2 separate regions of the Mus musculus genome follow, and region 2 is linked to region 1. The links are chromatin loops, found by intact Hi-C in ENCODE. Cell type or tissue: left cerebral cortex. All regions are shown on one strand. Each heading gives the region's core, and the rest is flanking DNA. Links, peaks and the distances in the headings are about the cores only. Region 1 overlaps Gm34590 (a long non-coding RNA gene). Region 2 holds the start of Gm34724 (a long non-coding RNA gene).

The links. A loop is a pair of places that touch in the nucleus more often than their neighbours do. Peaks named below come from ENCODE experiments on the same cell type or tissue, not always from the same donor. Only the 100,000 strongest peaks of a DNase experiment are listed, where the experiment ranks them.
Region 2: a loop joins it to region 1, with 7 times the contacts of the local background. A loop is called at or near these places in 3 of 42 quality-filtered maps.

What each region holds. Positions count from the first base shown.
Region 1 is chr15:36,961,787-36,973,622 of GRCm38, forward strand. It overlaps Gm34590 (a long non-coding RNA gene), which reads left to right. Exons shown (of 8, transcript XR_875167.3): 8 at 1,725-1,918. Among named protein-coding and RNA genes, the nearest start is that of Gm34590, 30 kb to the left of the region's middle. In left cerebral cortex, for the core only: CTCF peaks have their summits at 5,716 and 8,203 (motif pointing right); DNase peaks (open chromatin) are centred at 4,885, 5,385, 5,738, 6,132 and 3 more places; H3K4me3 peaks cover 1,292 bases; H3K27ac peaks cover 4,163 bases.
Region 2 is chr15:37,039,199-37,051,034 of GRCm38, forward strand. Gm34724 (a long non-coding RNA gene) reads right to left here and starts at 7,067. Exons shown (of 3, transcript XR_001781594.2): 1 at 6,497-7,067; 2 at 5,980-6,398; 3 at 4,969-5,133. In left cerebral cortex, for the core only: CTCF peaks have their summits at 2,135, 6,402 and 8,797 (motif pointing left); DNase peaks (open chromatin) are centred at 2,224, 3,604 and 6,513; H3K27ac peaks cover 3,357 bases.

The DNA.
Region 1 (11,836 bases), core at 1,863-9,862:
GATGAGGTAGTCAGCCTTGGGGATACTGTGATGGCTCAGTGAGTAAAGATAGTTGCTGTCAAGCTTGACAGTCTGAATTTGATGCCCTGGGACCTACATGGTGGAAAGAGAACTGACTTCCCCAAGCTGTCCTCTGACCTCTACACACACAGAGAGTCACAGACACATACATACAAACGACACACACACAGACACACACACAATAGACACACATACACTAAACAGATGCTTTGTTTTTGTCCTTTAAAGAAAGTAAACCTCAGGCAGAGGAGAGCCTTTCACTGTCTGCAACCACCCTGTTTACCTGCCTGTTTCTAAAGCTGGGTCCTTCCCATTCTGCCGCAGACCCTCTGGGCCCCTTTGTCTGCGTGGAACGGGTCTCTAGTCGCAGGTGGGCAAAGCGTCACAGACTGATGCACACAGGAGAGGTTGTGTAGAATCTGAATGTAATTTGTCAAATCGAGCATCAAACTTTTTATACAGAAGAAAATAGGGAAGTTGGGTGATACACCAGCAAGGTACAAAGAGGTTACTGGATTCTTACACAAAACAGAGGAATACAAACACAGAAGGTCTGACAGGAACCACCTGGGATAGAATTCATTGTTAACAACTGGGATCAAAAAGAGCTCCACCTAAGGTCCACTTAATCTTAGAAGCCAGGGTCAAGGGCTTCGTGCCCTTGCCATAGTTCCTATTTTAGTCTATTGTATAGTCCACCTTCCCCCTAGGCCATTGTAAATACATGTATATGGGTGTAACTCAGCTATCTATAGTTCTAAGTATCTACTCTGGTTCCTCCTTAGGTCTCAAACTTCCTTCTTCTTAGATGATGGTAAATTCCTGTGTAGGGCAGTGACTTAGCTTTTGTTCAAAGTGATAGTGTAATACCAGAGTCAATTCTGAATGTCACTGAATAGGCAACATTCTTACTGAATTCCAAGCCCATGGTCAGCTCAAGGACTTTCTAGGACATTGGAACACTGGCAAAGGCTTAGCTATGTCAGAATTCAATCTTAAAAGGCACTTATAATAAGATAATACTAAAAGAGAGCACGTGGATCCATACACCAGACTAACTCGGGACTAGGGTATGAGTATGAGAGTGTCAAAGTTCCAGGAGGTGAGTTTCCGTGAAACTCTTTGCCTCGTGAGTGGCTTTTAGGTTTCAGGCCTGTCAAGCTGATTCGACCGGAGTGCGTGGCACCATTCCTGAGGATTCAGCTCTAGCATTATACAGCTTGGATCTTCGGAGGCCCCTAAAGGCCCTTTGGGGCCCCTAGTGGCTCTTTGGAAGGTGGAGGCTAAGGAGGTGGGGTCTAGGGAAAGGCCCGTACATCCTGGTGTGCTATGGGGCCCTTAACTTTTCACTTCCTGTCTAGACATGATATGGGTACTCCCCCACCATGCATGGCAGATGTGTCTGAGGCTGCACTAGCAATAAACCTCTTCTCTGTAAGTGAACTGTCTCAGGTATGTCTTTCTAGTGATAAAGAACTGCCTAGCCCATGTCCCCAGTGAAGCTTTCCCTACCCATCCATCTGAATGCAGCCCCCAACGCTCTGAAATGCACCCTCCCCGACATTTTCTACATAGAAGATCTCAGAGTCTGTAGGTCTCTCTCACTTTTTGTTGTTGTTGTTGACTTTTAGTCTCTGCTATTCAGAGACTTAGCTGTATGAGGACAGGAACTTTATCTCTTTCATTTGCCCTGTTCATTCTAGGCATGCATGCATCCATAAATGAATGCAGTTGGTGACACGTGGACATGAACATGTCTCATGCAGAAGCCTGGTTCTCAGTCTTTGTCTACTCTCGCCATAACTAATCATCCTGCCATCAAATATTTATTAAATTACCAACCAGTGCCAGGCACTGAGGTAGGTACTGGAGAACTGAATGAGCAAGACATAGTCTCTACCCTGGAAACCCCACCTCTGATAGGAATGGTAGCTGGGAAGGATACCATGGACACATCTTAGCAGAGAGTTGTGTGTCATGTGACATAGCAACAGGGAGTGGAGCTGCCTCTGCCAGACCAGGAAGACCTCTGCAGCTGGAACTTGAGGTCAAAAGTAGACTCTGGATGGGAGGGAGGGAGGGAGGGACGGAGGGAGGGACGGAGGGAGGGAGAGAAGGAGAGAAGTAGGGAGGGAGGGATGGATGCGGATGTCGGTTTAGCAGGGAGGGTGCGGGATTCTGAACTAGGCTTTACCCACCTTACCCAGCTCAGTCATGCTTCCATCTTGGATCTCAGCAACTAGGAAGACCATTGCCCAACTGACATAGGCTAATGGAAGTGCTGTGGAGGGAACTGCTGTCTGAGGTGCTGTAGAGGGAGAGTGTGTCTATGTGGTGGGTCAGATACCCTTCAACTCTCTTAGTTAGGGTTTTCATTGCTGTGAAGAGACACCATGACCAAGGCAACTCTTCTAAAAGAAAACATTTGGTTTCAAATGGACTTAAAGTTTCAGAGGTTTAGTCCATTATCGTCATGGCAGGAAGCATGGTGGCATGCAGGCAGGCATGGTGCTAGAGACAGAGCAGAGAGTTCTACATCTTGATCTGAAGGCAGCAGAAGGAAACTGTGTCACACTGGGCATAACTTGAGCATATATGAGACCAGAAAGCCTGCCTCCACAGTGACACACTTCCTCCAACAAGGCCACACCTACTCCGGCAAGGGCACACTCCTAATAGTATCACTCTTATGAGTCTATGGGGCCATTTCTATTCAAACCACCACAAACTCTTAGAGTACCATAAGTGGAGTATCTGTCTCATGAAGGGGTATGTGTGTGTGTGTGTGTATGTGTATGTATGCTGTGTGTGTGCTATGTGCATGTGTGCTGTGTGTATGTGTGCTATGTGCATGTGTGTGCGCGTGCGCACTTAGAACTCATCAGTCCTTTGTTCTGTCCACTGCATTGCTCTGCCAGTTCTAGGCAAGGGTAGGAGTGAGAGCACCCATGGAGTCCAAAGCGGTTCTTGAGGAATGCTGTCTGTGCTTATAGTTGGACACATGAGCTTCCCTGACATCACAGGACCCACCCCTTGCTATGTGGCTCTCTCTCCTCTGGGTGTGAGTCTCATTTGTATTTCCAGAGCAGCCTATCAGAATGTGGACAGCCTCTTCCTTCATGTCCTCTCAGCTTCATGGTAAGTGTTTGCTCTTTCAGAGTGAAAGACAGGTCTAGGTTCAGCTTTCTATAGCCTGTACCAATTCAGAGTCCATGAGTAAGATGAGCTGACTACTAAGAATAGTTAGAACCCATGGTTCCCTGTCTCAGCAGCTGCATGGCTGAGGGCTAGGGAGGGATTCATCCACATGTGGATTGCCCATACTGCTCAGCAAGAAAACAACAAGTGGTGTTGAGCTAAACAGCATTCCTTTGCTGTAACAAGTACTGCAGAAGTCAATTTAGTCTTTATTTTAGTTCACGGTGTTGGAGGTTTCTGTTCTTGGTACATTGCCCCAATTATCTTTGGGTAATATATGAAGACAGTGAGTTTTGGTGGGAGCACATGGCAGAGAGAAGTAGACAGAGAGTGGCAGGTAGTTGCCAGGGTCCTAAAGACAAGCTCTCAATGACCCAACACCCTCTAACTAGATCCCACCTCTTAGTGGTTACACCATCTCTCAATAGCACCACAGTTGAAAGACCATGCCTTTAACATCTGGGATTTGGGGAGACGTTTTTCCAAACCATGGCAAATGATGAAAAGACATCCACAGTCCTTTATTCAATTAATTATATGTTTCAGAGCTATATGATCCATAGTAATGATCTTTAAACTCACTGCCAAAAACTGGTTTTAGCTGTGCTCCAACCGTGCATTTATTTCTCTGTAAGTACACTCATGGGCCAATCTACCAATTCGGTGGTAAAAACATCCCGTGGTCCCTTTTTTCCTAGTTCCTTGGTGTGGCATTCCCCAGTGGATACAAGGCATATCAGAATAGACTACATTTCTCAGAAACCTTTGCAGCTAGCTGTGTCCGTAAAAATCAGTTCTGCCCTGTGGAAATGCCTGAGAAGAGCACCAAGCCCAGCACTGGGATCTTTCTGTGAGATTTTCCACTTTTCACAAGTGTCCCTGTCTGAAGGTGTGCAGCTGTTTCCTGCTGCTGCTGCCCAGAATGCAGACATACTGTCTGGACCACAAGAGTCACCTTAGATAAGGAAGCAGAAACCACACGTTGGTGTCAGAGCATCAGAGAAGACAGCGTACCAGCTCTGGGCAGCTCACTACCAGGCTCCACTTAGGTGACATAAACTCTCGTTTAAGTCATTGTCATCTTGTATATTAATCTTTTGTTTTGTTTTTTTGAAACTGGGTTTCTTTGTGTAGCCTTGGCTATCATGGAACTCACTTTGTAGACCAGGCTGGCCTCAAACTCAGAAATCCACCTGCCTCTGCCTCCCGAGTTCTGGGATTAAAGGCGTGCGCCACCACTGCCCGGCTTGTATATTAATCTTATCCCAGTCTGGTCCTACCTGATAGACTTGTGTACATTTAATACATATAAAAGGGAAGACAGAAGCATATCTTACTAAAAGTTATGCTAGAAAAACTTCAGAAATTCTATTATATTTTGCACTTGACTCGACAGTCTCACAAACCTCTGAGATCTGAGGTTCCATCTTCCTTTGTCCACTTTAGAGTAATCTCTTCTTGTCACTACAGCCCTTGTTCTGTGAATCCTGTAAATCTAGTTACATTTGCGAAGTTATTTGACTCTTCTCCTCTAAATATACTTTGCTTTCTGAGGCAGGGACCCAAAAAATGTTCTTTGAATCACCTAGCACTGCCAGGACAGAATTCCTTTCAGGCTGAGCCTTGGCTAACTCTCCTGGCCTGGGTCCATCTATAGACGCTGGCCAAGGAGAGTTGGATGAGTTGGAAAGACACTGTGTGAGCTGGGCCCACAGATGTGCTGGGAACTGTGCAGATGCTGCTGTTAGGTGGGCCCACTCACCAACCTCTCACAGCAGGCTGACATGTGACTATGCCCTAACTGGTCACAAGGCCAGAGGGAAGAGAGAAGGCCAGGAGAAAAGCAGAGCTTCCCCCTCCAAAAGCTTTGCCCGGGCATGGCCTTTCTATAGGAAGGAACTGTCAGGGTGCCGTAGCCACCACTCCTCATTAGAGATGCTCAGAGTGTAACCATTACCAGAATTCTGAGGCTGAGGGTCCATCCACACCACCCTACCCACATTCTGCCTGTGCTCAGGAAAGCGAGATCTCCCCCTCCCCCCACCTAGTCCCTTCAGCATCAGGACAAATCCATACTCCCTCTCCACCCCCGTTAAGCATCGTGTCCTGCTGTATCACAGCTTCTAAATCCCTGACTCATGCCAGCCTCAGAGTTTAGAGAAGAGGTTATCCAAGTGCTGTGGGCTGCATGCTCTTCCGCACCCCCGGCCCTGCCACACACACTCAGCTATTTAATTATAGCACCTCTGCAGGGCAGAGGGGATAGGGAAGGAAGGGGCTAGGAAGAGAGAGAAGGTTCCTGAAACTAGAGGACCTTGAGGGACGTTTGGCACGATCTCATTGTGAAAGCAATGTATGATGTGGCCATTAACCCCTAGAGCAGGCAAGTGGTAAGTGGGGCAGGTCCTGGAGCCTGGCTAAGGATGCGCACGCAGCTAGGAGGCGAAGCATCGAGGCTGCGCCAAGCCCCCCTCAGTTTCATCTGTTCTCCTACACATCTAAGTAACCAGGCTATCATGTGATCCTCCGGTAACTATGGCAACGAGGTCTGTCTCGTGGAATGTGTGGTGAGAAATCTCACAGAAAGATCCCAGTACTGGGCTCGGTGCTGTGCCCAAGAGTAGCTCCCTTCCACTAGATCTGAACTCTGGGGCTGCAGGGGCACCGGGTGATAGCGGAGATGGTAACAATACGATTCTGAGCAGCTCTCTGCTGAGCTGGAGACATTGATTCTTCCTGTACTCCTGATACTTGCCTCCCCTATTTTGGACCAATCCCTGAAGACGAGAGACAAAAATAACCCTCTCCCAAGGAGACCATGCTAATGCACACTCCGTGCCTTTGGAGATGGGGCTCTATAGTGAGACACCCACTCCAGCATCTCAGACTGATGAGGGAAAGCACTCAGCGGTGCCAGGGGGTCAGCATTCTGCCTCTGCCAGGAGAAGCTGCAGAGAAGTAGGCTGCACAATGGGAGGCTGTGTTAGCATCGAGTAGACTCTCGAACCCGATGGCTCTGCAGCTCATAGGCACAGCCAGGCGGAAATGTTTGCAAATGAAGGGCATGGTTATAATATGGTGAAACACACGTCAGAGGATTCAGCGTGCAGCAGATGAGCGGCTCCTGAATAGCCATGCATGTAGCAGTCTGAGTGGCGCCGTTGCTGCCAGCCATGGGGAGACAAGCTGTGCAGGCTGCCCTTTCAGAAGGATGCTGCAGCGGATTCGACTGCTGCGTCTGACCTTGAATGAGTTAGTCTTTTCAGGTGTCAATTTCTCCATCATTGGAAGAGGCAGGGTAATCGTTGTGTAGCCTTCTTGGACTTTGGCTGCAATCATGTTTGATAACATGGAAAAGTACAAGGTACTAATAACACAAGAAAATACTTCAAAATGGGCATTGTTGTAAGTCTTTCCTCCTCTTCCTTCCCCTCCTTCCCCTCCTTTTTCCTCCCACTCTCATCCTTCCTGCCTCTCTTCTTCCATCCTCCCTCCCCACTCCTCCTCCCCTCTTCCTCCTTCCTCCCCCCTCCTTCCTCCATCCTCCCCTCATCCTCCCTCCTCTACTTTCCCTTTTCCTCCTGATTTTTGTTCATCTCAGAGGTATTTATTCTTAAAGGACTCAGCAGGCTGGATGAGTAAGGATGAGAGCTACAACAGTGTGAAGCCATTGTGGCTTCATATAGCCTGGAGTATGTGCAGAGAAATTTCCATTTTAATCCCAGCAATGCCCCATTAGGATTATAATGTCCACTTATTTCAGAGAAGACCCAAATCTGCCTAGTCAATGACAGACTCCGGATCTAGTCCCTGCTTCCCAAACCCAGGCTCCTGGGGGCAGCTCCGTCTGAAATACCCTCTGACTATTGGAAGTGACCTTGCTATTGCTAGGTGGCTTCCCAGGAGCTCACAGAACACCATGCTGCATTTGTGCATGTGTATGTGCATGTGCCTGCCTGCTTCTTTGTTTGAGGGTACCTATTGTGCCATGCTGACATGATCACCTTTTAGGGTCCATATGGGAAGACTTCTGGCAGAGACCAGAATGCTGCTGTTCATCATGGTTTCAACAGTGAGAACTGAGGCACTATGCTCCACTACTATGGATACACAAAGCTAGAACAGCAGGGTTGCATGGCCCTGCCATGGAGGCAGAGGAGCAGTGGGTTCTTCAGCTCACACTGTCTGATTGTCTGCCATGCTCAGGTTTGCTTTCCAGAGTCACATCAACTCTGAATACTCCCCGCATCAAAGTGACTTGCATACCCTTTGTGTTCTAGTTTATCCATCCAGTGGGATTCTTGCAGATGAAAGGGTAGACAGCATCTCTCTTCCCCTGGCACTGATGTCTGCCTGTACCTCACACCTTCAGAGAGGAGGATCCCCAGACAGTAGTGGCGTGGGAACGTCCCATGTCTGCTAGCAGAGTTCCTCTCCTCACTCACCCTTCATAGACAGCCTTCACTCCACTCCACTTAATAGACTCATACACTCCCTGGTACTGTCCTGGGAATGTCTACATTACAGCAAAGCACTCAAAGGCACAGCCACAGAACTGAATGCACTTAGCGGGTGGAGACAGGTCTAGTCAGTGCATTTGCAGATTTGGCTGAATTCTCAGAGCTTATATTCTGATGAGGATGACACTCTCAAGCAGGGGGTTGGGGGAAAGCGTCTCCCTCCTCACTGACTTTGTTGTAAGAGGAGGAATGGTGGTAAGGAAAGTGACTTTTTCAAGTTGAGCCGTTACAATGAGCTACCCACAAGAAAGATATGTCAGCTTTACAACTTATTCAATTTCACAACACAGGGGAAATAATTGTGTTCTTTTTTGCAACAAGGGAGCTAAGACTCAGCATTGACACAATTTATCAAGGTCAGTAAATTCACTATATAACTTTAATCCTGTTTTTATTTTATGTACAGGAGTGTCTTGTCTGCATGTATGTATATATACCATGTGCATGCAGTGCCCATGGTGGTCAGGAGAGGGCGGTAGATCTTCTGGAAATGGAATTACAGATGCGCGTGAATCACTGAGTTCTGGGATTTGAGTCCAGGTCCTCTGCAAGAGCAGCAAATGCTCCTAACACTTCTGCTTTGTGGGATTCGGTTGTTTGTTTATTTATTTTTGAGAAGTTATAGATCGTCAAAAAGGATAGGTAGAAAACTCTATGAATTAAAAGCAGGGAGCGGACAATGGTGGTGGTGTTTCAAGGACTTGAACCCAGTCCAGCATGTGCAGTCTTAAGGGAAGGACAGGGCCTGCTGACTTTGAAGGAACAGTTGCTAACACCATGTTAGAAACAAGTGGTCATTAGCCAAGGGGCCTCGCAGGGTGAATGTCTGTCCATCTGTCCATAAGCACAGAATGAAGGTCTATGGCAGTCAGCAGAGCAGGGAGGAGCAGTGGGCGGTATAAACAGGGTCTGGGGGGATTTCCATCCTTTATATGAAGAAGTCTGGACTACATAGCTTATGCTATTAAAGTGGAGTCATCTGGTCAGATTTAGGTGTCTTTAGTCGGTTGACAAAACCAAAGTGGACAGTACTGGCAACAGAGAGGTTTAGTGGGCTTAATAGTCACCAGGCAAGAGATAATATGACCCCCAAACTAAACAAAGGACCAAGTGATGGAGGCAGCTGTTTTGAGAACTTTGAGGGGCTCCCAGAAGCCAGGCTTGGGGCACAGAGCTGTAATCCCAGCACTGGGGAGGCAGACCCCAGTTAGAGGCCAGCCTGAAAGATATAATAAGGTTATCTATCACCTTAGAAACATAACCTGGGAGAGGTAAGATTTCAGGGATTCGTGGGTGATGAGATTGATTGACTGGCTGATTGATTATAGCTGCTAGGGAGCTGACTATGGCCATCAAGCATTATAGAAAATATAGAAGAAAAAGCCGATATGGGGCTCGGGGCTCTTGCTGTGTCTGTCAAGCGACACACACCTCCACCTCTACAACATTCTAACTACAGACACCAAGAAGTGAGGCCATGAGCCACGCCGGGAACAAAATTGTTCCTGGAGACTCAAGTCTCCAATGAGCTGCTGCTCGGCCTGAACATCGGTTGTTCAGGGTTTCCCTCAGTTCTGGGAACCACCTTGCAATTCGCCCTCCTCTTTCCATGAGTGACACAAGGCCAGTGAGCTAGTGGAGAAATGAAGAGTTCAACTTTGGAACTGGTGATTTCTGGGCCCGTGTGACACCCCTCTGACGACCATGGGCCCATGTGACATTCCTCTGACGACCAGCAGCTCCAGCAAGTACGAACCAGAGTGGAAAAAAAAAAGTCTGAGCTGAAGTCATCATCAGCCTGTGAACTGCAGTTGAATCACACAGACAGGGTGTGGGAGTGGGGATGGTACCCCAGGAAAGCAAGAACATGTGATTCCAGAAGCAATGGCTTAAACAGTCAGAACAGGGTGAGAACCTTTAATCAAAGCCAAGGTAATCGGTTAGGGGGTGAACAGTGAATAGTTGATGGTTGATGACCTTCAGGGCAGCGTCACCTTGACAGTAAGACAGAGCCAGGCTGTGGGGCTGTGGAGCACATGGGAAGCACAGTGGGGAAGACCTGGGAGCTTTCAATGAGAGATGGAAGAAGCCAGTAACAGTAAGCAGGGGTCCTCAAAAGATCTGTGTCAGGGATGCCAGCTAAGACTAGCCTCACTCCACAGGCCTGCACTAAAATTTGCTGTCCTTGAGTTTGGAAGCAGACAGGATTGTAGTGTGAAGATAATTCCAAATGCACCCTGTGTTAGCTTTTCTTCCTGTTTGTGACTAAACACCTGACGGTAGCAGGGGGAGGACACATCTTGATTCACAGTTTCAGGGAACACAGCTAATCATGTCAGGGAAGGTAGAGAGCCTACACCGGAAAGACCCTGGTGAAGGCTCCTCACATCCTGATGGGGACAGCAAGTAGAGAAGAATACTGTGATCAGGGCCAGGGCCAGGTGACCTACCACAAAGGCCTGACCCAGTCCCTCAATCTGCTGGCTGCCCCACAGCCTCCTGGTATACCACCAGTGGGGACCAGGATCCCAACACATGAGACCGGAGAACATTTAAACCGTAACAGCTCTCACCATTCTTTCTCGAAAAGTTTAGATTGTTAGAAATTGGCCTCTGGCAGACATATCTTTGTGGTGGTATAACTAAGAGGCTGAGGGGCTGAGGGGAATTTGGAAGCTTGAGACAGTGTACTGATTGCTAGAAAGCATGTCAGCTCTTCCACCTTTTCTTCTTCTTCTTCTTCTTCTTCTTCTTCTTCTTCTTCTTCTTCTTCTTCTTCTTCTTCTTCTTCTTCTTCTTCTTCTTCTTCTTCTTTTTCTCCTCCTCCTCTTCCTCCTCCTCCTCCTCCTCCTCCTCTCCCTCCTCCTCCTCCTCCTCTTCTCCTCCTCTTCTTCTCCTCCTCCTCTTCCTCCTCCTCCTCCTGCCTCTCATCCCAGGCCCTACCTTCCTGCTTCCCACTGCTCTCCTGGATGTTCTCCTGGGTAACATCATCTCTTGACTGGCAAGGCCTATGGGGCAAAGACATGTCCTACAAGAGAGTTTAAGGGCTATGTGATAGAGACCAAGGGCCAGGAGGGTCAGACCCAACACCTAAGCCACCTGCATGGCCACTTAACCTTACTAAGGTTGGTTTCCTCCTCTATAAAGTGGGGAAAAAGAGGCAATCTGCCCAACCACACACAGCAGTGCAAATAATGATAAAGGCCATAGACTCAGAGTCTGGCACATACTAAGTGCTGAGGGAGAAGAAAAGAGCAGCCATTATGCCAACATTTGGAACGCTCCTGCCTTCCAGACGGGAAGGCCTTAGACATACAGGAGCATGCCGCAGAGGACTCTCTTCATAATCTCTCCCTCCCCTGGGGATGCGCAGGATGGCTTCATAAGAACACCCAGCCATGGCTCTATTCTTTGGACAAAGCCCTGAGTGGCCAGTGGCAGTTAGAGGTCTCAGCTCTCCTGACTTGGAAATTGCTCAGGGGGAGAAACACTACCATTTAACAGCTATCAAGTATTGTTCTTGGGTGGGACACAAAGCGACAGCATCCTCCTCCAAAGGGAATTGTGTTTACTCTTGCATGAAACATTTCAAATCAGAGCACACATAATAAACCCCGGGAACAGTTGCGTTTTAAGAACAGAGTAAATACCTTTGATGGACTCAGAGCAGGGAAAACAAGCTGCATCATTTTAGAAATTGGTTTTCTACTGAATTTGAACATAGATGAAAACGAAGATGGTGCTGGGGGCAGGGAACACACCGAGCACCTTCTCTTGCACAGAACATGCTTTGCAGGGGAATTACTGGGCTCTGCTCCCTGAGCCTGGGAGAGGTGGTGATGGCCGCTACAACAAGGGAGCTCCATGGACTCAGCTCCCAGAATCCCCAGGCTAGCCAGGCCAGCGTCCTCCCGCATCTGCAGCCTGTCCCCAGCTGTCCCATGTGAGGTGCATCTGGGTGACTCTCCTGCTCTCACAGTAGGCACTGCCACACCCTGTTTCATTGTCTCTTCATGCCGAGTCACATTGCTTGCGGGCTGTTCTCAGTCTGCATCTGAAAGGCTAACCATGACCTTCCCTCCTCTTCCCTCTAACTG
Region 2 (11,836 bases), core at 2,065-10,064, 78 kb after region 1:
AGTTTCTATGATTCAGTTTGTGTGTGATGGGAGAATTCTACTTTCCATGACTCCCTTTGTGGAGGACTAAGGGACAGGAGGTTACTTCTGAGGCATTTTTAGTGTTCTTAGGTCTTTTCAGTGATATTCAGCTAAGCGAACTCAGGGTACCAAGGTAATAAATATACTTTGGTGTTTTCCTCTATGAAGATGGTCCTTTACATTGGTTCTGTGAGCTATTCTTTCCATGTAATTACTATTCCATCAAGGAGCAGGAGCCATTCACATCTCCTAAGTGGTATCTCAGTATTTTGGGCATAGGGTGGGACCTGGCCCTCCCGACCACCTCTTGTGAGAGTCGATTGCAGTATGAAGAACTATGGCTTCCTCATTTATTCTCTCCCTTACGCATACCCTTGAACCTGGAGTCTGGCTAGCCTGCTTGCTGCAGTCTCTTTCTCTGCCTCAAAAGCACAGGGATTCCAGGGCCAAGGCCACACCCACCTGGCTTCTTTCACAAATGATCTGGAGAGCCAAACACAGAGGCAAGAGCTTTACCCCCTGAGCCATCTCCTCAACCCTTGATTGCTTATGGAATCCTGTGTTCAAAATTCTTGACAGCATGAATTGATGACTTGCCTCTGAAACCCTAAATGAAGAATGATGACCGGGCCAGCTAAGTATCCACCAGGCCATCCAGGGCACTGACAATCATGAAGAAGTGCAAATGCTGACTCCCACCTGGCTGCAGAGGAATCAAAGCCCTTAGCTTTCTGGCCCCTCTCCATTCCGGCAAGGTTCCTTCTCTTTCCACCCAATCGCAGTCATCATTTAAAGAAGCCACTTCCCGTGTTTACAAAAGGTGCATTTGGGTTATCTCTACTTGAATACCTGTTTTCACATCTTCAAGGTAAGTGTTTAATCCAACTGTGAATCTAGAGCCTTTCTCCTTCTTCCTGTCTCTCCCCACCATCTATCAGCCTGATTAGGGCACAATGACTGAGTGCATTTTCACTGTGCAAAGCCTGTAGGTAAACAGATGAGGAAATGGTGGAGGCAGGTGCTAAGACTGATGCGAGATGGGCCTGGGCGTGTGACAGCTCAGCCACCTTTGCACGTTAACCCCATAGATTTTTCATCTCAGAAATGGATGTTGCAGTTCTACTAACACCAGAGTGGGGCTATTAGGAGCGCATGAGCAAAGACAGCAGAAGCCAGCTTTGGCGTATGTGTGACATAGGGTTTACTGGTGTAGGTGTGGCACCCACAGTGCCAACTGCACCATCTTGGGAGAGCTTAACCAAGGCCTGCAGCTTTTCACAAAGGCACATTCAAGGTTAAGGACAAGGAGTACTGCAGGGCTGCTAGCTGTAGTCACGCAGCACATGATGGTATTGGTCAGTGATGGAGCATACATGCTGCCACGGGTGCTGAGGATGATAACAGAGCTGGGAAGTTAACATCCAGTATCCATGACACTGTCCTAACAACACACAAGTGTGTGGTGTTACTGTATTGTAAGACTCTGGTGAGCCTTAACTTACCGGAGACCCTCTTCCCCTCCCCTGCCCCAACCCCCATGAACAACTCGGAACTGGGAATCAATGCAAAAGCAAGAGGAATCTTATTGTTCCAGCATGCTGGGGTTGCCCTGTACATGAAGGAGAGAGAACGACCCCATGCAGCCCGTTCGGCGAGTTTTATACAGTTTTCAGAACAGCAGCCATTAGGCACAATGTGGTTGGCAGAACAGAGTGACTTTCAAGCTGATTGGTCTTAGGGAATGAGGTGGCAAGGACTTCCCTTGTCTGTAGGTGGCCAACAGTCTCGAAATGTGTCTATGTGCTCTGGGCCTCCTCCATCCACAGGTGGCGATGGTTGGTTCCTCACCCCTTCTGGAGGGGAGGGGTGCCTATGTGCTTCTTGACCTTTCTCTAGGGAAGGGTCTGGTGGAATTTTCCAAAGTTCCTGAGCTGACCTCTTCAGTGTAAACAGACCTAGTATTGCTCTGTGTTGCAGTGACCCTGTACACACAGATCTGGCTACCGACAGTAATATTAAACATGGCACATAACAATACATAGCACTTGACTGTTGTGTGTAATTTTATAAAACCACACTTGCTCCTTGCCCAGTGCTGTGGCTCCCTCTATGCTATGAGATCAACCGCTGCCAACAGCCGTCTCACCCAACCCCCATGGCTAGCTTTGCCAAACTGCTCCATTTTCCAAGCTCTGCCAAGCCACCAGCTCTGCCACTTTCCCATGGACTCTGGGAACTGCGATCCCTCTTCACCGGCCAACCACCCTGAGGCTAGCTCTGCCAAACCTCTAACAACCACCCAGGCTGTGCCCTTTCTCCTGCCCACTTGAGTTACCACAGATGGAAAACACTAGACAGCCTTAATATTTTAAAACCAGCCAGATAACTCAACTGCTGGGTGCAGAGTCTGTTGCTCTAAATGCATCGGTTATCCTATCTGGGAATTCCACTGAAGGCCGAGGCTGCCACTGGCTCTGGTTGCTCCCAGGCCATAGTCCTAGTCTTTGCTCCCCGCTCCAAAGCCTGGCTGCAAAGCCCTTTCTCCATCTCTTTCCTTCCTCTTCCTCCTGGGACCCAGAAGTCCCACCTTTTTTCCTCCGTCCAATGATTAGCTTCTGCTGTCTTTATTGACATAATCAAGAAACATTTAGTGAAATTCCAGCACTTGGGAGGCAAAGGCAGGCAGATTTCTGAGTTTGAGGCCAGCCTGGTCTACAGAGTGAGTTCCAGGACAGCCAGGGCTACACAGAGAAACCCTGTCTCGAAAAACAAAAACAAAAACAAAAACAAAAAAGAAGAAACATTTAGTGAACCAGATTTTAGTGTCAGCTCCTCCCCTACACTTGACAATAATAACAGACAATTTTGTTGCTGGCTTATCTGTTTAATATGCCATGCTTTTGTTTGTTTGTTTATTTTGTTTTTATTTTGTTTTTGTTTTTCAAGACAGGGCTTCTATGTATAGCCCTGGCTGTCCTGAAACTTACTTTGTAGACCAGGCTGGCCTCGAACTCAGAAATCCGCCTGCCTCTGCCTCCCAAGTGCTGGGATTAAAGGCGTACGCCACCACTGCCTGGCACTGTGCCATGCTTTTGTTGTTATTTTGAGATGTATGAATGTTAGCTGAATATTGTTACTGGTTTATGTATCTACTATTCTATACTTTTTCTCACTCAGCTATACTAATTTAAGACATTTATTCTCAAACAGGATGCTGTGTCCTGCAGCATCCTCCTAGCTTGCATTTGGTGTTCCTCCTGATGGCAACAGGGGCCACGAGGAGTGACCAGCATATGTGATCAATGTATGTAAATGCAGCCTGGAGAATGCATAACAAGGGAACTGCCCTGGTGTATGCTTCATGGCTGCCTGTGATTAAGTCATACACGACTAGCTGACAGAATGAGTCCTGGACAGGTCAGAGGAGGGAGCACTCCCAGAACCCGGAAAGGGGAGCACTCCCAGAACCCAGGAAGGGGAGCAGTAGCCAGCTGCTAGTCTGACAGGAGCCCACGACCATCTGCCAGAGAGGAACAGCATTCCCAGACACTGGTGCTGCTCCTGCAGCCTCCTCCCCTCCCTCTCCCAGCTCCTCCTAGCACCTCCTTCCACTTGATACCAATTGGAAGGGAATCTGTTTGTACAGTCCGTGTGAGTCAGCCTTCCAAGGCTCACAGTGGGATGAGAAACTCCCCCTCGGAGCTGGGGAGATGCTCAGTGAATCTGAGCACCCTTGTAAAAGTCAGACATGGCCACATGTGCCTATAACCCCTGGGGACACAGACAGGCAGATCCCAGGTCTTAGGTCCTGTGAGAGAATCTGCTCCCAATAAGCAGCAGGCAGGTAGTCTCAGCGTGACGTCCGAGCTGTAGATGAGGCAGCGGACACACAGCTTGACAGTTTCCATACAGACAGCATCTGAAATGGGGGTCCTTGGGGTTTCCATCAGGAAGCAAATAACCACGTCTAATCAGCACTTAACAGTGTGTAAACAGCACTTCCAACCAACTGAAAGCTGCCAAGCGATTTGTTCTCTTACGCAGTTTATGCTTTCTCTGCTATTCACTCAGCAAACAAAGATAACACAGTGATAACACTTGCTTTCCACTGTTCTCAATTCATTATCTTCTCGATCCAACTGAATCTCAATGATACAATTGAATTAAAAGTCTTGTTTGCTTTCAGCATGTCAAGTAACCTATGAAATGATTTGAAACAAGTAAATTTGTTTGTTTTCATTCGCTGAAGATACCGTAACAGAATACCTCACATGGAAATACTTTAAAAAAAAAAAATGTATGTTTTCCCATGGTTTTGGAGACCAGAAGTCCAGGATCAAGAGGAAGGCTGCCCCTTCCCTCTGAAGGTGCAGAAGATAATGAGCTCCTTTGGCCTGAGGTGACACCTCTGAGGTGACACCCCTGGCTTGGAGCAGCATGACTCCAATCTGTACACAGCTCTCTGTATGCATGTTATCTCATCTTTTATAGGAACTCCAGTCATAGTGAACTATGGCATGTGATGGCAAATTCATGGACCAGCCCCACTCCATTTAAGATTAAAAGCCATCTTGTTACAAGTTCATTTCTGTTTTCTGTAGAATTTGGATTTGGATAGGTCTTGACCCATATTCTGGAGTTTGACATGCTCCACCCTGATACCCTGACCGCCACCCTGATAAGATGTTCTGTCAAATAACTTTGCAATGTTCTGCCGAGGTTCTATGTACCCCAAAACCTTAAAAAACTCCCTAGCATTGCAGTTTGGGGGACTATATCAGCTCCACTTTTTCCTATGCTCAATGTTATTTTTCTCAAACCCCACTTTAGGGAGATAGGCCTGTCTGACAGAAAATAAAACTGTGTTTATCTTGACAAAGGAGTATGGGTAATGGCCTTGTCTTAGAGTTTTATTTCTGTGAAGAGACGCCATGACCAAGGCAACTTCTATAAAGGACATTTAATTGGGGCTGGCTTACAGTTTCAGAGGATCAGTCCATTATCATCATGACAGGAAGCATGGCAGGGTCCAAGCAGACATGGTGCTGGAGGAGCTGAGAGTTCTACATCTTGATCTGAAGGCATCCAGGAGAAGACTCTCTTCCAGGTGAGCTAAAAGGAAGCTCTCTTAAATCCCACCCCCACAATGACACACTTCCTCCAACAAGGCCACACTTCCTAATAGTGCTACTCCCTGAGCTGAACATATACAAACCATCAGAGTTTTTCACTTTCATTTGGTGGGTTAACATAATCTTGGTTGTCAACACCTGGGAAGAGGTCTAGTTGCTGTTCTCTCTTTGTATATTTGATCTCTCCAAACCTGTGTCAGACAGAGCAGAGTGTGTGTGTGTGTGTTTGAAATAAGTATGTGGCACATGTCTACCATTCTAGACATCAGGAGGAGAGGCAGGAGGGACACTGCATGTTCCAGGCACCCTGCCTCAATCCTGCATTCCTCCCACCACCACTGCACATGCACATATACTCACATGCACACTCACACACACAAAAGCTTTGACACAATGAGTGTTTCTTGACTCCTCTGATAACTGAGTTTCCTAACAGCACAGGATGTATAAGTCTTGCTTGTCATTACACTTTCTGGCTATCTCCAAGTGATTGTTATATGATTATCACTCACCAGTTATCACCTTTCCTATTTTGTACAAAACAGAGTAATTCCAAAATGTTTGTTTTCAATATCTCTTCCAAGTGTTAGACACCTACAGGCCCCTCCAGCTCCATGTTCTGTAAGTGTCCCTGCATCCAAATCTAAACAACTGTAAGCCTTGTTCACCCTTTTCTAGATTGTTCTTACCTCTCTACTGAACCCTGAGTGTTCAGGAAGGAGGCCTCCTTCTTTGTAAATCTTCCTCCCAAATATTCCTCGTCCCTCTATTCTATCTGGCCATGTTCCCATGAGAATATAGGCTCCGTGCAGGCAGGGATGTTTACCTGTTTGTTCTCCGCAGAAGCCTGAGTTCCTAGATTAGACGCCACATAATGACTTCCAAAGCATCCTGCTAACATGCCCAGTCTTGGCAAATACTGTCTACATCAATTATCTCTGCACACCGTAACCCTCAAAAACTTGGAGACTTAAAACAACAGGCTGGCCTCATAAGGATCCTTCTGCTTCTGCTTCCCAGCTTGAGATGAAAGGTGTGTGCACCCAACTTCCTCCTGTTGCATTTAACTGAACATATAGATTGTACGTGTCTGAGAAACAGGACAAGAATCACAGGGGCTTCAGCTCCATTAGAGCTAAGCTGCCGTCACGGCCATCTCAGGGAACTGCTTCCTCTGCGCCTGTCTTACAGCCATGTGGGTTTCTTTGTCTGGCTTTGTTTCCGCTCAGGCTGTGAAGCATCATCCTGTAGGAGGAGCCAGAGAGAACCCCAAGTTGATAGGGAGCAGGTGATGGCGAATATACACACGATGCATAAGATACATGCGACGTATCTCTACTCACTCCGTTACACTCTGCTCAGTCTGCTGCAGGATGGCAGGCTACGGGATGGAGGCGGAATGACAGATGGAGCTTGCTGGAGGACAGCATTCTGGGAAGAAGTGGGTAGAGGAGGAGTTTCTTCTCTTCCTTCGTTCATGGGCCTTGCTCTGGTGGGCAGTTGGCAACTACAATTCTGAAATGGAAGCGCTCCGAGGATGGCAGGCAGAGGGTCATTAGCAGCTTAAGAACTGGATATTTGTCCACAACAATGAGGAAACCAGAAAAGAAGATATACAGTGACAGGAAAGGGATGCGGGGAGGCAGGTGTCACATGGTTGAGGAGTGGTGCTTTCTTGCCTTTCCTGATTAAGAAGGGACAGCTAGAATGCTCATATCAGGGCAGAGTTTCAGGAGACTGGGACTTAGTAACGCGAAGACCAAGGAAAACAACATGTACCCTGGTAGATGCAATGGGCTTGGAGACTGCAGCGGAACTTGAGAGATTGGGAGTCCAGCGTCTGCTCACAGAACAATTGTTTTTTACTGTAACACTCCACTGAGTCGGTCACAGTGACATCCCCTGGAGGGTGGTGACTCCTGAGATCATTTGGCTTCCTCAGCAGGAAGTCCATTCTTTGTCTTGCCAGGTCATCCTCTGAGACATCCACAGCCTAAGAGCACTGCCCCAGAGCAAGGGTCAGTACTCAGTGAAGAGAAAGAACAAGGCTTGTAGCCGGGCGTGGTGGCACACGCCTTTAATCCCAGCACTCAGGAGGCAGATGCAGGCGGATTTCTGAGTTCAAGGCCAGCCTGGTTTACAAAGTGAGTTCCAGGACAGCCAGGGCTATACAGAGAAACCCTGTCTCGAAAAACAAACAAACAAAACAAGGCTTGTCTTTCCACGAACCTGACCAGCTCTTTGCCGAGGCTGCTATGTTTAAACGGATGCCCAGCATCCCGGTACACTCCCGATCTACTTAAGGAAGACTGCCACCTCCAGTCAGCCTTCAGTGGGTATTAGGCAGGACTGACTCTCCTCCACTGCCCTGGACTCTGTCCTCTGTGTTTCTATCGGCATGTCTTAGACCTCTGAGAACACCTTCCTGTGGCTATCCCTGTCTCGGACTTTGTGATTTCCCTGCCCGAGACATGCGGTAAATGTTAGCTGGATGGAAGATTGAGAGAATCCTGCTTTGGGCGGGGTTTAAGTTATGTGCTAATGCTCACATAGACTGGGAAATGGATTACAAAAGACAAGGGCTACGTGTAAGCTAAAAGCTTCAAGTCACACAGGGTTGTCAAAAAATGCCATTTGAATGCTCTAGACATGAATAATTAGAATGCCAAACATTCACGTGTTTTTTGTTTGTTTGTTTCGAGACAGGGCTTCTCAGTGTAGCCTTGGCTGTCCTGGAACTCACTTTGTAGACCAGGCTGGCCTTAAACTCAGAAATCCGCCTGCCTCTGCCTCCCCGAGTGCTGGGATTAAAGGTATGGGCCACTATGCCCGGCTTCACGTGTGTTTATAAGTTAGAATTAAATGTCTTTGACACCTTTCTGCAGTTATGGTGACAAGCAGCTTCTCCATCACTGCTTGCACTGGTTGAGTGACCTAGCTAAGCAGGCTGGATTAGTCCAGTGCCCAGGACTCTGCCTCAGCTCTCTCTCCACCCAACACAGAGCTTCCTCTTGGCCTTCACACGAATACCATTGACGGGCCCTGAGATGGTCGATCTGTTCATTGGAGTTGATGGGGACTGACTTGGGCATTGTCTAAGTGTTGGAGAGACATGGCTACACAGAGGCCATTCTCTGACTGTGGCATAATGAGCCCCACTTGAAGAGTCAGAGGACTTTCCTAAGTGTGGTGTGAGGCCTGCCCTGCCCTTCCTTGCTCAAGCCAATCCATTTCTTTCAGTTGGGCTCTGTGAGCTTTGATAGTGTAACTCGCACTAGGCGAGTCTTCTTACACAGGAGATAAACACATGTATTATGTGTTAACTATGTATTAACTAGGGCTGACGGCTCAGTATCAGAGTGCCTACCTAGCAGGCATAAGGCCCAGGTTTCCATGCCCAGCACAGGGGAAAATAAAACAAGAATATGTCAACCAGTCATTAATGTTAAACATAGAGGTATCTGCAACTTCAATATGTTAAGAATTTCTTGGGGCTGGCGAGATGGCTCAGTGGTTAAGAGCGGTGACTGCTCTTCTGAAGGTCCCGAGTTCAAATCCCAGCAACCACATGGTGACTCACAACCATCTGTAACGAAATCTGATGCCCTCTTCTGGAGTATCTGAGGACAGCTACAGTGTACTTACATATAATAAATAAATAAATCTAAAAAAAAAAAAAAAAGAATTTCTTGTACCTAAATCTGTGTCTATGTCCTGCAGGGTCAAAGGTTATGCCCTTAGCCTCCATTACCATATTCCCATCCAGAAAGGTTTCTCAAATGTTCTCTTTGTGTGCACATATGCATGTATGTGTGTACACGGGAGTGTGGCTGCGCATGCAGCTGTGTGTGTTGTGGGTGGAGGCCAGAGTCTAACATCAATGTCCGGCCAAGCCGCTCTCCACTTTACTCTCTGAGGTGTTATTTCACACTGACAATCACCGATTCAGCTGTACTGACTGGCCAGGGGACACTCTCGTCTCTGTCTCTCCAATCAAGGATTCCAGGCTTTTCCCATGGCTGCTGGAGATCTGACTCAGGTCCTCACATGTTCATGGCAGGCACTCTAGTAACTCCAGCACTCTTCCAACATTATTCATTGTAAAAGGATGACAGCGTCTCCTGAGCAACCTGCCTGCTAATTGCTGGTTTGGTGTTTGGATTAAGATACTATGCACCAAATGGCTTGACAATAATTATGAGCTTTTTTTTTTTTTTTCTCCATCAGAAAGCAATTTTTTTCTCTCTTTGGAGGGAAGCAATTGTTTGAGTTCTTGGGCATTTTGCTTCAGCTTTGTATGCACTGTGTGGAGTTTACAGTAACCCAAGGTCTAGGCTGGAATATACCCATTTTGTGGATGGGAAAGCTGAGGCTCATGTGACTTAACTGATCTAGGTCAAAGTCAGCATCTGAACCCAGGCCAGTCTGATTTCAGACTCTCACTTTAGCCCTAGTAGATTACGTTGCACATGGCAGTGTGCAACGGTGTCACACATGTAGTGAGAAAATTAACAGTTCAGTAGCTGGGTCTGTACATTACATAAACATGAGCTCTTTCCAGGATGACTGAAGTTCCAGCTTCAGGACAGCAGTTGAAAAGAAATAAGTACAGCCAAGGGGTGGTGGCACATGCTTGTAATATCGGCAGAGGCAGGTGGATCTCTGGATGAAAGGCCAGCCTGGTCTACAGAGTGAGTTACTTATTTTGTTTTTTCTTTTTTTCCCCTACAGGCCTAGAATCAAATTACATTGAGAGCTATAATAATAATTGCTGTTCTACAACAATATGAACTAACCAGTACCCCCAGAGCTCGTGTCTCTAGCTGCATATGTAGCAGGAGATGGCCTAGTCGGTCATCATTGCAAAGAGAGGCCCATTGGTAGTGCAAACTTTATATGCCTCAGTACAGGGGAACGCCAGGGCCAAGAAGTGGGAGTGGGTGGGTAGGGGAGTGGGTGGGGGGAGGGTATGGGGGACTTTTGGGATAGCACTGGAAATGTAAATGAAGAAAATATCTAATAAAAGTTTTAATAAAATAATAATTGCTGTTCTGTTCATTGTTAATAATTGATATCATCATCAGTGTGTGTGCATGATGTCATGTCTGTGTGAAAACATCCATGTCACAGGACAGCCAGGGCTACGCAGAGAAACCCTGTCTTCAAAAAACAAAACAAAGAAAACAGAAAAGGAAGAAATCCATAATCTGCAAGCTGCCACGGTACCGTCCTCTCGGCATTTCCACGGTACCGTCCTCTCGGCATTTCCCGCTGTAGATGTACCCAAGTCTATAGGGATGCCTCCTCCACTCTCTGCAAGGCCGGCATGAGGCCAGGGGTCTTCTCCCCCGTCCCAAGCCCTGAAATCTCCACCCTGGTCTACTGGTACTAATGATTTCACAGCTGCTTGCCCATCAACCTAGGTCCTCCTTTCCTCTTGCATTTTTTTTTGTCCAAACATAAAACATAACGCAGTTACAGACGTGATGTTTCTTTATGTTAATAAAAACTCAGCCCATTGGCTGACAGCTCATTCCGTACAAGGCAAGCATCCAACCTCCAGGTCCCACCACTGACAGATCTAACCGGCTCCTGAGCTGCCCTCTGACCCCCACATGCCCACTGTGACATGGATGTTTTCACACAGACATGACATCATGCACACACACTGATGATGATGATGATACCGATTATTAACAATTAATTGAATAGCAATTATTATCATAGCTCTCAATGTAATTTGATTCTAGGCCTCTGAGGGGAAAAAGAAAAAAACAAAATAAGTAAGGCTGGGTGTGGTGGCGCACGCCTTTAATCCCAGCACTTGGGAGGCAGAGGCAGGCAGATTTCTGAGTTTGAGGCCAGCCTGATCTACAGAGTGAGTTTCAGGACAGCCAGGACTACACAGAGAAACCCTGTCTAGAAACCCTCCCCCAACCCAAAAAAAAGTAAAAACTCAAAATTTGAGCTCAGCCCATCAGGGTAACTACTGTTCAATCTTTACAGCACCCACTGGGATATTAGGTAATGTGAAAACAGCTCACAGTGACAGCTTGTTCCCAGTGTCCTCCCAGGAACCCAGGAACGAGCTGTGGCCACTACTTAACAAAGCTTAACTTCTCAGGCTGTGTGCCCAGTGCCCCAGCACACCTGCCATACTCCCAGGGCCTCTGTCTGAGGCACAGTGGAGTTAGATGGCAAGATGCCACCAAGATGATGATGTGAGACCTTGTAACTTTCTGGTGACAGAGTGTGGGAACTCAAGCATCTTGCTAGACTTGTAGCCTTAGTGTAGCTTTGGGTCCTTTGACTGGAAATGGTGACTTAGATGTTGTCTTCCTTAGAGTCTTACTGCTGTGAACAGACACCATGACCAAGGCAACTCTCATAAGGACAACATTTAACTGGAGCTGGCTTACAGGATCAGAGATTCAGTCCATTATTATCAAGGTGGGAGCATGGCAGCATCCAAGCAGACATGATGCAGAGAAGCTGAGAGTCCCACCTCTTGTTCCAAAGGCAGCTAGGAGAAAACTGTCTTCCAGGCAGCTAGGATGAGGATCTTAAAGCCCACACACACAGTGACACACTTCCTCCAACAAGGCCACACCTCCAAAAAGTACCACTACCTGGGCTAAGCATATACAAACCATCACAGATTTGAAATATGGAAGTTGGTCACT